Linked DNA regions of Homo sapiens: region 2 is linked to region 1. Evidence: read pairs that join two places in POLR2A ChIA-PET (ENCODE). Cell type or tissue: MCF 10A. All regions are shown on one strand. Each heading gives the region's core, and the rest is flanking DNA. Links, peaks and the distances in the headings are about the cores only.

Region 1 (5,600 bases), core at 663-4,662:
TTTAAGAGGCAGCAAATAAAACAGTATGATGCAAACCGTAACAAAAGCCCAAAAGTGGTTCCCCTAAACATCTGCGGGGCGGGTGGCAGGTGGTGATAAAAAGCCGCAAAGTACAGTCAGTGTAGCTTTTCCTTCCTAACCAAAGCAGAGCTGAGCCATTCAGGAGCAATTCAGGAGCGTGTCTACCACAGGAGGATGACAGCCCAACCACCGCACACCTGGCTGACTCTTTTCCAAGTAACCTCTGCATTCAGGGGCACATCAAAGGTGTAGCTCCTAGTCCTTCATTCCAAACGGGGACTTCCCTAGACCTAGCCCCTCTTTTAACGTTTAAAATAGAAAAAGATGTCAACACGTGGCATCAACTTCAGTCCTGTGCTTTGGTTTCTCCTACAACAGCTCATTAGTTTAAAAGGTAACTCCAGAGGCTCTCAATGGAACATCATAACTCATCCATTCATCGACCCATAAATGTACTGATCACCCACACTGCCAGCATCTGGTGTGGCCTTTCCCAATTGGGATGCCACAGGAGAATGAAGTGCCACATAAAAAATCATCTGGGTGACCCCCTTTTCAGTTGGCCCAAGGCAGGTACAGAGCAGCTGTACAGGAAAACACCAGCGAGATGCACAGGAGAGAAATGACTTCATTACATACATACAGTGGATGTCACATGAGGCTATGGGTTACAGACAAGGCACAACAATGCATTACATACAGTGGATGCCTACAGCATCAGGGCTAATTCTCTCCTCAAGAGTTCTTAGGAATTCCAGAGGAAAGGCAGGAAAATACACAGAGGATTAAAGAGTAACATAGGAGATTCTCTAATAACCAGCCTGGCGAGGTATTAGAGACACAGGGGCAACATGGCAAGACCCTGTCTCTACAAAAAAAAAATTATAGGCCGGCTGTGGTGGCTCACACCTGTAATCCCAGCACTTTGGGAGGCTGAGGTGGGCAGATCACGAGGTCAGGAGATCGAGACCATCCTGGCCAACATGGTGAAACCCCGTATCTACTAAAAATACAAAAATTAGCTGGGTGTGGTGGCGCATGCCTGTAATCCCAGCTACTGGGGAGGCTGAGGCAGGAGAATCGCTTAAACCCAGGAGTTGGAGGTTGCAGTGAGCCGAGATGGCACCACTGCACTCCAGCCTGGTGACAAAGCGAGATTCCGTCTCAAAATAATTATTATTATTATTATAATAAATTAACTGGGCGTGGTGATGTGCGCCTGTAGGCCCAGCTACTTGGGAGGCTGAAGCAGGAGGATCGCCTGAGCCCAGGAGCTCAAGGCTGCAGTAAGCTGAGATAGCACTACTGCACTCCAGGCTGGGTGACGGAGCAAGACCCTGCCTTAAAAAAATAAGATTTCTTTAGGCCGGGCACAGTGGCTCATGCCTGTAATCCCAGCACTTTGGGAGGCCGAGGCAGGCGGATCACCTGAGGTTGGGAGTTTGAGACCAGCCTGACCAACATGGAAAAACCTCGTCTCTACTAAAAATACAAAATTAGCTGGGCGTGGTGGCACATGCCTGTAATCCCAGCTATTCAGGAGGCTGAGGCAGGAGAATCGCTTGAACCCGGGAGGCGGAGGTTGCAGTGAGCCAAGATCACGCCATTGCACTCCAGCCTGGGCAACGAGCAAAACTCCGTCTCAAAAAAAAAAAAAAAAAAAAAAAAGATTTCTCTAATAAAGAGATTACCCAGGAAGAGACAATTAACAGACTGAGGAGGCTTCCTCAGCAAGGCCAGAAAGAGGAGCACACCTCCCGGGCTCATGCAGAACAGAAAAGGGCACGGACACCGGTGGGAAGGTCGATGGGAGAAATGAGGGAGACACCCTGGGGTGGAGTCCGGCTTTCCATCCACCCTGGGGTGGAGTCTGGCTTTTCCAGAATGGGCTTAAGCAGGAGAATGGCATTCTTAGTTGTTGCTTTAATTATTAAAAGTAGTATATGTTCTTGATAAAATGCACATATAGTAAAAAACGTATAAAGTGAAAAAAAAAAATCCCATTCCCACGCTTGAAAGGAGGGGTCATTTCTAAGAGATTCACCTTGAAAACGTCCCTGGCTACAACTGGGATCCAAAGTCAACAAGCACCATGTTGTAACACGACAACTGTCCCCGCTGACCTACCTTGGCTTGCGCTGATAATGATGTCAGGTTGAAAGACAATCCAAGATGAAGAATCCACATGTTATAGGAAATTCTAAACCAGGAAAAGATGAAAACAAAAAGCAAACCCAGTTTCCGCTAGCACTCGCCCCTGCCCACCATGTACTGAGTCCACGCTAAACGCGAGGCCCCTGGACAGTCAGGGAAGCTGCCTGCGGGGTGGCTCTCGGAGTGTTATTCACAGCTGCCCGGAGGAGGACTTCAGGACCACTCTCTGAGGGTGACCACTTGCCCTGTTGTGCACGGTGCCACACCTTAGTAAAGGATACAGAGTTTACATGGAACAGGAGACTGGCTGGTCACGGCAGCAGGACCTACAAATTGAGAAAACATAAGTGCAACGATGCAGTCAGAAAATGCTGCAAATGCTGGTACTTATGACACAAAAGTCAATACTTTTTAATGTCATTACGAAATGTTTATTCAATTGTAGTCAAGGAAGAAATGAACTGTTCCGTCTCACTGAAAGCACGTACGGGGAGGAAGGGGGAAGGAGCTAACAATCCAGGAAAATCTCACCAAGAAAAAGAAAGCATGTCAAGGCTTCAATCACTGTGGTTTGGGTTATTTTTAATAACCAAAGATGACTCATGATCGTTTACATATGCACGTTAAGGAACTGAGAAATTTACTTGAAGGATTCAAAATCAAATACCCAGATCATCCACGGAGAATGTTTCAAATAAATGTGGCTTGTAGCTTAATTATCTTTTTTTTTCTTTAAGAGAGGGTGTTGCTCTGCTGTCCAGGCTTGAGTGCAGTAGTTGATCATAGCCCACTATAACCACGAACTCCTTGGCTCAAGTGGTCCTCCTGCCTCAGCCTTCAGAGTAGCTAGGACTACAGGCATGTGACCATGCCCTAACTTTTTTTCTTTTTTTTTTTTTTTTTTTTTTTTTTGTGAAGACAAGGTCTATGTTACCTAGGCTGGTCTCCAACTCCTGGGCTTAAGTGATCTGCCCACCTCAGCCTCCCAACATGCTGCGATTACAGGCATGAGCCACTGTGCCCAGCCACTTAATTATCTAAATAATTAGTTCGATTATCCATTGCATAGAGTAGGTCCAAGCACAGTGAGCTCGTCTGGGAAGCAGACCCCCAAAACCTCACATGACAGGGACCGTTAACAACCAGTTATACTGCTCATGAGCCATGCAGGCAGCCCTACAAGCTAACCATGACTCCTGGTTCTGTTCCAATTACCCAGGTACAATCAGAAGGCAGGTTTCAATCAGCTGGTCAGAGAAAGGGTCATTGTGAACAGACCACCCAAAGGTAGGAAAGAGCCCAGGCAGACAAGCTTTGGCGAAGAGCACTCGCGCTTTGGACCTAAGTGTCAAGGTCTGCGCCGAGTGCACAGCCCTCACCTTTGGGTGGCTGACCTACACACTGTCAGGTGAGAGCTTTCATTTTTAAGGCCCCCCAGATGATCCTAATATGTAGTCAGATTGAGACCCACTGTTCTAACAGGCCCAAAACAAAAAGAAAAAGGGTGGCTGACTCTTCCCAAAAGTGCTGGTTATATCTTTCTCAACAGGCCCATTCAATTCCTGAGCACGCCCACCCAGTGGCAGCACAGTGGGCAAGACACACGGATGCATCAAGCCGCCAGGGCTCACAGCCCAGCAGGAAACAAAAGGAGAGTCACTAACCTCTGAAAATGCTTTGCAGCCCACACTACCTAGATCCCCAGACCCTCAGTGGATTCCTGATTTCCTCCTATTGATCTCTGCACGGGCTGTTACTGTGACCAGGCCTCGCATCTGTTCCCTTATGACCAGATGGTTAGAACCTGATGCCTCCTAACTGGTCCTGTACCACCGGAACAGAGCTGAAGGTTCTAAGCCAGGGGTGTCCAATGTTTTGGCTTCCCTGGGCCTTAAGAGGAAGAAGAAGAATGGTCTTGGGCCACACATAAAATACACTAACACTAACAATAGCTGATGAGCTTAAAAAATATCATTAAAAAAATCTCATAATGTTTTAAGAAAGTTTAAGAATTTGTGTTGGGCTGCATTCAAAGCTGTCCTGGGCCACATGTGGCCCACAGACCGTGGGTTGGACAGGCTTGTTCTAAATGTTTAGTTTTTTTCCCCCAATTCACCAGCAGTTACCTTCATGCCAAGTGGGCAGCAGACACAAGACAATCACTTGGCAAAATCTATTCTTTCAATACTAACATTATTTACAAAGGAAAAGGAAGAAGCTTGAAAGAACACAGAAAGCCAAAAGACCTAATTGAACGTCTGTTAAGAACCAGCTCCTTCCTCCAACTGTGCCAGAAAGTAACTAAGCTTTTGGCTGGTCCAGCAAGACAGGGCAGTCAGGCTGACAATGGTGCTCTTGCTGAACTTTCAGCCAGAGTGCGATTCTGAACTCCCGGGTGAACGGTACAAGGAAATCCTGACTGCAGGCTGGGTCAACCCGCCCAATGCCATCGGACAAAGAATAAAACATTACTACTAGGGTTCCAAATGTGAGCCATCTGACTACGTCTTGCACACTGAAACCTCAGACTAGCCAATTCTGCACTCCAATCTCCTTCAAAAGAGAGCCGGGAGAGACTGCTGCGAGGGACAGGCACAGAAGAAAGACCCTGTGAGAACACAGTGAGAAGGTGGCCATCTGCAAAGAGGCCTGCCAGGAGGGAGGCCTCAGAAGAAAGCAAACCTGCAGACATCTTGATCTTGAACTTCTAGCCTCCAGAACTGTGAGAAAATAAAGTTCTGTTTAAGGAAAAAAAAAAAAGAGAGAGAGTGTGTGTTGAATATTCTTTCAGTTCTATCTTAAAATCAATTACACTGGAAAAAGGCAAAACGAAGCAAATAAATGACTTCTTTCCCTTTTCCTGAATTCCTGACCTCCACTCTTCTGACTTCCCAACCCCACCTCTCCAGACAGAAGGAGGACTGATTTGGGTAAGCCTAAGAGCCACAGCCGAAGCACTTACTGTGACTGTCAGTCCCAAAGAATGCAATATTCATCATCACTGTCACACGGAATGTGAGAAAGAGAAAAGTGATCCCAGGTTACAGTAACAAACCTACAGCCAAAGTTAATTTCAGCGTTACAGAGCTAAGGCAAACAGAAAACGTTACGGGTGTATTCAATATTAAAACATATTTCACCATCAACGGCTAATCAAAACTATCCATTCTAAAGCTCAGGGAAGATAAATTATTCTATTTCCTCCCAAGGGAGATTCATCTATCTTAGAAAATGCTTTTTTCACAACATAATTTTAGCTTATAGGATCAGTAGTAGTTGCATTTTTTAAAAAACTAGAACAGGCTGGGCATGGTGGCTCACACTTGTAATCCTAGCACTTTGGGAGAGCGAGGCAGGCGGATCACCTGAGGTCAGGAGTTCAAGACCAGTCTGGCCAACATGGTGAAACCCCATCTCTACCAAAA
Region 2 (5,600 bases), core at 654-4,653, 140 kb before region 1:
TCTGACATCTCAAAGATCAGAATTTGTCACCTGCCCACACCTAATTCAAGCACTATCACCAGCCTAAACAAGAGGACTTTGGATGGAACAAAGGGCTATGTTCCCCTTAAGCAAATCTCCAGGGGGAGTATGATGGACAAAACTGAGCAAAACTGACATTCTGATAGGGAAAGGAAGGGAGCAATGGGTGTTGGGTAGATTACTCCAAGCTGTGTCTGCTACAGTCCCCACTGCAAGAAGCCTCATCTAGGGTAAATTCCAATAGGTTAGGAGAGACGGAGCTAACTAGCTGGGAGATGTGAGGTGGAAGCTGGGCATAGTGGCATGCACCTGTAATCCCAGCACTTTGGGAAGCTGACAGGGAGGATCACTTGAGCCTATGACTTAATGACCAGCTTGGGCAATATAGTGATGCCCCATCTCTAAAAAATAAAATTAAATAAAAATTAAAAATTAAACAAGGGCTGGGCATGGTGGCTCATGCCTGTAATCCCAGCACTTTGGGAGGCTGAGGTGGGAGGATGGCTTGAGGCCAGGAGTTCAAGACCAGCTTGAACAACATAGCGAGATCCTATCTGTAAAAAAATGTTTTTAAAAATTAGACGGTATAGTGGCATGTGCCTGTAGTCCTAGCTACTCAGAAGGCAGAGGCATTAGGATTGCTTGAGCCCAGGAATTCCAGGCTGCAGTGAGCTGTGATCCTGCCACTGCACTCCAGCCTGGGTGACAGAGACCCTATCCTTATAAAAAATAAATAGATACAAAAATTTTAAAAGATGTGGGATGGGGAAGTAGACAGAGAATAAAGACAGAAAAGATGTCCAGCATGAACTCTTAGTTGGATGAAGGAGCCTGATTACAAAAAGGGTGTTAGAAAGCTCAGTAGGCTGGGCGCAGTGGCTCATGCCTGTAATCCCAGCACTTTGGGAGGCAGAGGCTGGCAGATCACGAGGTCAAGAGTTTGAGACCAGCCTGGCCAACATGGTGAAACCCCGTCTCTACTAAGAATACAAAAATTAGCCGGGTTTGGTGGCCTGTGCCTGTAATCCCTGCTACTCAGGAGGCTGAGGCAGGTGAATCGCTTGAACCCGGGAGGTGGAGGTTGCAGTGAGCCAAGATCATGCCACTGCACTCCAGCCTGGGTAACAGACCAAGACTCCGTCTTGAAAAAAAGAAAGAAAGAAAAAAGAAAAAAAAAAGAAAGCTCAGTAGACCAGATTGACCTACTTCTCAATTCTGTCGAGGGCAAATCCTGTTGGACCATCAACTGGGACAGTGCAAAATAGAGGCCAAACACATCAAGGTCTGTGCTGGTGTGAACAGAAGGTGACAATGACTATGGACTCATTTGAGATCAACACAGATGTCTGTGCATCTGAGTAATGCATGTCTGTGGATAAGAGTGGGCCTTCTGACTTGGTAGATTTGGATAACACAACCCCCTGACTCTTTTACTAATTCAATGATGAATAAGTTTTGACCATCTACCATGCCTCCAGCCGTAAATTAGCCCCTGGGGAAAATAAAAGATACATAAGACACAGGGCCTGGCCTTGAAGAATTTCAACTCTGCTGAAGAAATCAAAAGCAACAGAAGTAGAACTGAGAGCAATACCAGACCCTGTGGAATCAGGGTTGAGGGATGTGGTGTAGAGCAGAACCATGGCAAGAGCTCAGCAAAGTTGGGAGGAAGATGACTGAGAACCAGGGTGTAGGAAGAGGAACTTGAGCTGGGGGTAACACCCTGGGTAGGTTGGGATTTGGCAGACAAAAGAGAGGAGATGAAAGAGAGCCGTAGTGGGAAGAGAGCAGTGATAAGATTTTGGAGCTAGACAAACGCCTAGCTCTATCACTTATTAGCAAATTATTCCATTTTCTCAGAATTTTACTTTTTTCATCTATGGAATAGGTATAATACCTACCTCATAAAATGTTTATAAGGAAAGCACCTTGTACCTAGAAAACACTCAAAATATTAGTTTTTTCCTTTATCCCTTTTGTTTGACAGGATGACAAGGATGGAGAGGCTCTGTTTGGGTAGTGAGAAGATGTTTGGATAAGAAAACTGGGCCGTGCAGATTAAATCTTGTATTAGGTCCAGTGGGTCACTATTAAAGTTTGGAGTGGACCATTTTAGAAAGAATTGCCTGTTGTGACCATGAGAGCTTTGTTCCATTTCAGAGCTGTTTATATGAAGATGAGTTTAACCGCGTGTGTCAGACGGTGTTAGGCACGTTCTTTCCAGAGACTGACAAGAATCCCATCAGCACCCTGGCCAGAGAAAAGCAGCTTTGAGCTCAAGTGTAACGGAAAGGAAACAGGCTTTGGAGCTAGACAAACACCTAGCCCTATCACTTATTAGCAAATTACTCCAATCTCTCAGAATCTTAGTTTTTTCATCCGTGGAATGGGTTAATACTCACCCCATAAAATGTTTATAAGGAAAGCACCTTGTACCTAGAAAACACTCAAAATATTAGTTCTTTCCTTTCTCCCTTTTATTTATCAAAACTATTAAAGCAGACCAGGCGCGGTGGCTCACGTTTGTAATCCTAGCACCTTGGGAGGCCGAACCAGGTGGATCACCTGAGGTCAGTAGTTCGAGACCAGCCTGGCCAACATGGCGAAACCCTGTCTCTACTAAAAATACAAAAATTAGCTGGGCACGGTGACAGGAGCCTATAATACCAGCTACTCGAGAGGCTGAGGCAGGAGAATTGCTTGAACCCGGGGGGTGGAGGTTGCAGTGAGCCAGGATCATGCCACTTCACTTCAGCCTGGGCAAAAGAGCGAAACTCCATCTGAGAAGAAAAAACAAACAAACAAACAAAAAACTATTAAAGCAAAACCTCTGATGCTTGATTTTTATATAATAACGTTGTGTGGCAACTTAAAAACTGTGTCATTTATAGGCACTCAAGGCAAGGAAAATGTTTAGAGTCCTTATTTTTAAAATTGGAATTTTCTATAAAAGTTCAGAATGTTTTTAATTTAAAGTTGTTTTAAGCACAAAGTAATACAATTTATCCATGAAGGTTAAACATTTTAATTTTTATCATTAACTTTTATTTGTAATTGTTTTCTACCTTTTAAATTAAATATTCGTTACAAATTTAATTGAGAAGAGGGAAGGAGGGGGAGAATGAATGAGTGGATTCTTATAGTTTGAGGGGGTAAGACCTCCATTTTTATACTATTTTTTTGTTTTGTTTTTATTTTTATTTTTGAGGCAGAGTCTTGCTCTGTTGCCCAGGCTGGAGTGCAGTGACCGAATCTTGGCTCACTGCAGCCTCAACCTCCCAGGTTCAAGCGATCCTCCCACCTCAGCCTCCCGAGTAGCTGGGACTACAGGTGCGCACCACCACGCCTGGCTAATTTTTGTATTTTTAGTAGAGATAGAGTTTTGCCATGTTGGCCAGTCTGATCTCGAACTCCTGGACTCAAGTGATCTGCCCGCCTTTGGCCTCCCAAAGAGTTGGGATTATAGGCGTGAGCCACTATGCCTGGGCTACTTTTTTACTTTCACTTTTCTAAAATGCTCTCAAAGAGCTGTTGTTGCCGTTTATACTTAAAACTCCCAGTTTTACTTCGCCCAAACCAATCCTGGGCAGGCAGCAGGAGTGGACACACATACTGCAATACTCCAGGGCTGCAGCATCAGACCCAGAGGAGGAGGGAACTGCTGGATTAATAACGCGGAGGAGGAGGAGGGGTATGAGTCTATTCCAAAATTGGCCTTTGCCCTTCAAAGAGGAAAAGACCACTTATTGTTTGTGCAATCAAAAGGTTTGTTTCCTAGATATTTTCCCCAGGAGAAAAAAGTTTCCCAGGAAACCGAGAAAGAAATTATAACGAAAATAGCTATTGGATGAATTTTTTCCTCAAGCTTCATTTTTACATCATTATAATATTTGTGCTGTAATGAAGGTTGGGAGTCCTCTGGGGCAGACCAGTCTATTTGGGAGGATATGTATGGAGTTTGTGTGTGAGTACATGCGGGTGAGTGGGCGTGAGTGTGGAAAGTATGTGTGTGGAACCTCTGTGTGTGTGGAATGTGGAGCGTATGCACAATGTGTGTGGAGTTTGGAGTGTGTGTGTGGACGAGTGAGTGTGGAAGTGTGGACGTGTGTGGAAAGTGCACAGTGCGTGCGGAGTTTGGGGTGTTTGTGCACGCGCGTGTGTGGCAGGTCCTGGAGCGCGTCCACGCGACACCCCATGTGTAGTGTGCGCGCGCGCGCGCCCCCGCGCCGCCCCTTCGGCCCGGCCCTGTGTGCGGCGGCTGCTGCCGGGCCGGGCGGCGGGAGCGCGCGGCGTCGGAGGCCGCCCCTCTGCGGAACGCCGAGAGCCCCGGGAGAGTGAAGGGCCGGGGAGGACAAGGCGCCCCGGGCCCAAAGCGCGCCGGCTCCCGCTCGGGCGGCCGCGGACATGTGCAGGATGTCCTTCAAGGTGAGCGACCGGGACTCCGGGGTCAGGGCTGGGGCCGGGCTCGGGCGGCCGGGCCCGCGGGGTCGGGTGGGGTGGGATGGGGTGGGATGGGGTGGGCGCTGCCCGCTGCCCGCCGCCTCCTCCTTCCTCTCTCCTCCAGCTGCGGGCGAGGCCCGGGAGGAAGCGGCGGGGCTGGGTGCGCCCTGTGGGTTTGCGGTTTGCCTGCCTGCCCTGCCTGAGAGGCTTCGCACTCATGGCTGTGGATCGGCTGAGTCTGTGCCCGGCGACGGGGCGGCGGGGACTGTCGCCGGGTAACAGGTCGGGGGCGGGTAAGAAGCCTGGGGTCAGCGCTGTCCTGCAGCAGAAGGAGTCCCCGACCCTGACCCTCTGGGTCCTCATGCAGGAGTACCAGCTGCACCCACGGATGCCTCCTCCCCGGAGGGGTGGCCAGCACCCAGGGAGGCTTCAGGGTCCAAAGGTGTCTTGTCTCAAAAGAGTTGATTAAAGTCATTCCATCTAATCCCCACATTTTAGGATGAAAGAGGTTGATTTGCCTCGATTGAAAGGGTTTAATAAAAATAGCAGTTAAAATGTATTAAACAGTTCAAATGTGCCTGACTCTGAACCAAGGACATGGTGTGTATGGTCTCAACCCTGGGGGAGACCTGTGGGAGGTGCTCTTCGTGGCTCTTTTTTTTTTTTTTTTCAAATGAGAAAACTAAGATATAGAGAAATTAACTCACCCACGGTTTTGCAGCCAATAAGTTATGGTGTTAAGACTGAAACCCAAGTGTGTCTGACTCCTAAGCCACTGTAATCCCGTTGCCGACAATAGCTCATGTAAGCAGAGGAGTGACATGGCGAGATGTGCATGTTGCAAAGATCTCTGGCTAGGTTTGGAGAAGAGGGTTGGAGCTGGAAGATGTTGTCATCTTTTTAAGAAATGGTACTGGACCAGTGCATAGGTGGTGAGAATGGAACGAAGCAGACGAATGTGAATGACTTTAAAGTTTTTTTTCCTGAGACGGAGTTTTGCTCTTGTTGCCCAGGCTGGAGTGCAATGGTGTGATCTCAGCTCACTGCAACTTCCGCCTCCCGGGTTCAAGCTATTTCTCCTTCCTTACCCTCCAGAGTAGCTGGGATTACAGGCGTGCGCCACCATGCCCAGCTAATTT

What was found. ChIA-PET counts read pairs that join two places held together with the same protein. Peaks named below come from ENCODE experiments on the same cell type or tissue, not always from the same donor. Only the 100,000 strongest peaks of a DNase experiment are listed, where the experiment ranks them.
Region 2: POLR2A ChIA-PET joins it to region 1 with 5 read pairs; 3 of 35 experiments call an interaction of 5 or more read pairs at or near these places.

Annotation. Positions count from the first base shown.
Region 1 is chr18:23,521,031-23,526,630 of GRCh38, reverse strand. It overlaps RMC1 (regulator of MON1-CCZ1), which reads right to left. Exons shown (of 20, transcript NM_013326.5): 11 at 2,457-2,501; 12 at 2,149-2,202. It also overlaps a transcript of NPC1 not described here. Among named protein-coding and RNA genes, the nearest start is that of RMC1, 20 kb to the right of the region's middle. In MCF 10A, for the core only: no CTCF peak of the experiment used is centred there; a DNase peak (open chromatin) is centred at 2,690.
Region 2 is chr18:23,661,556-23,667,155 of GRCh38, reverse strand. It overlaps ANKRD29 (ankyrin repeat domain 29), which reads left to right and starts at 4,245. Exons shown (of 10, transcript NM_173505.4): 1 at 4,245-4,446. The coding sequence starts at 4,426. In MCF 10A, for the core only: no CTCF peak of the experiment used is centred there; no DNase peak of the experiment used is centred there.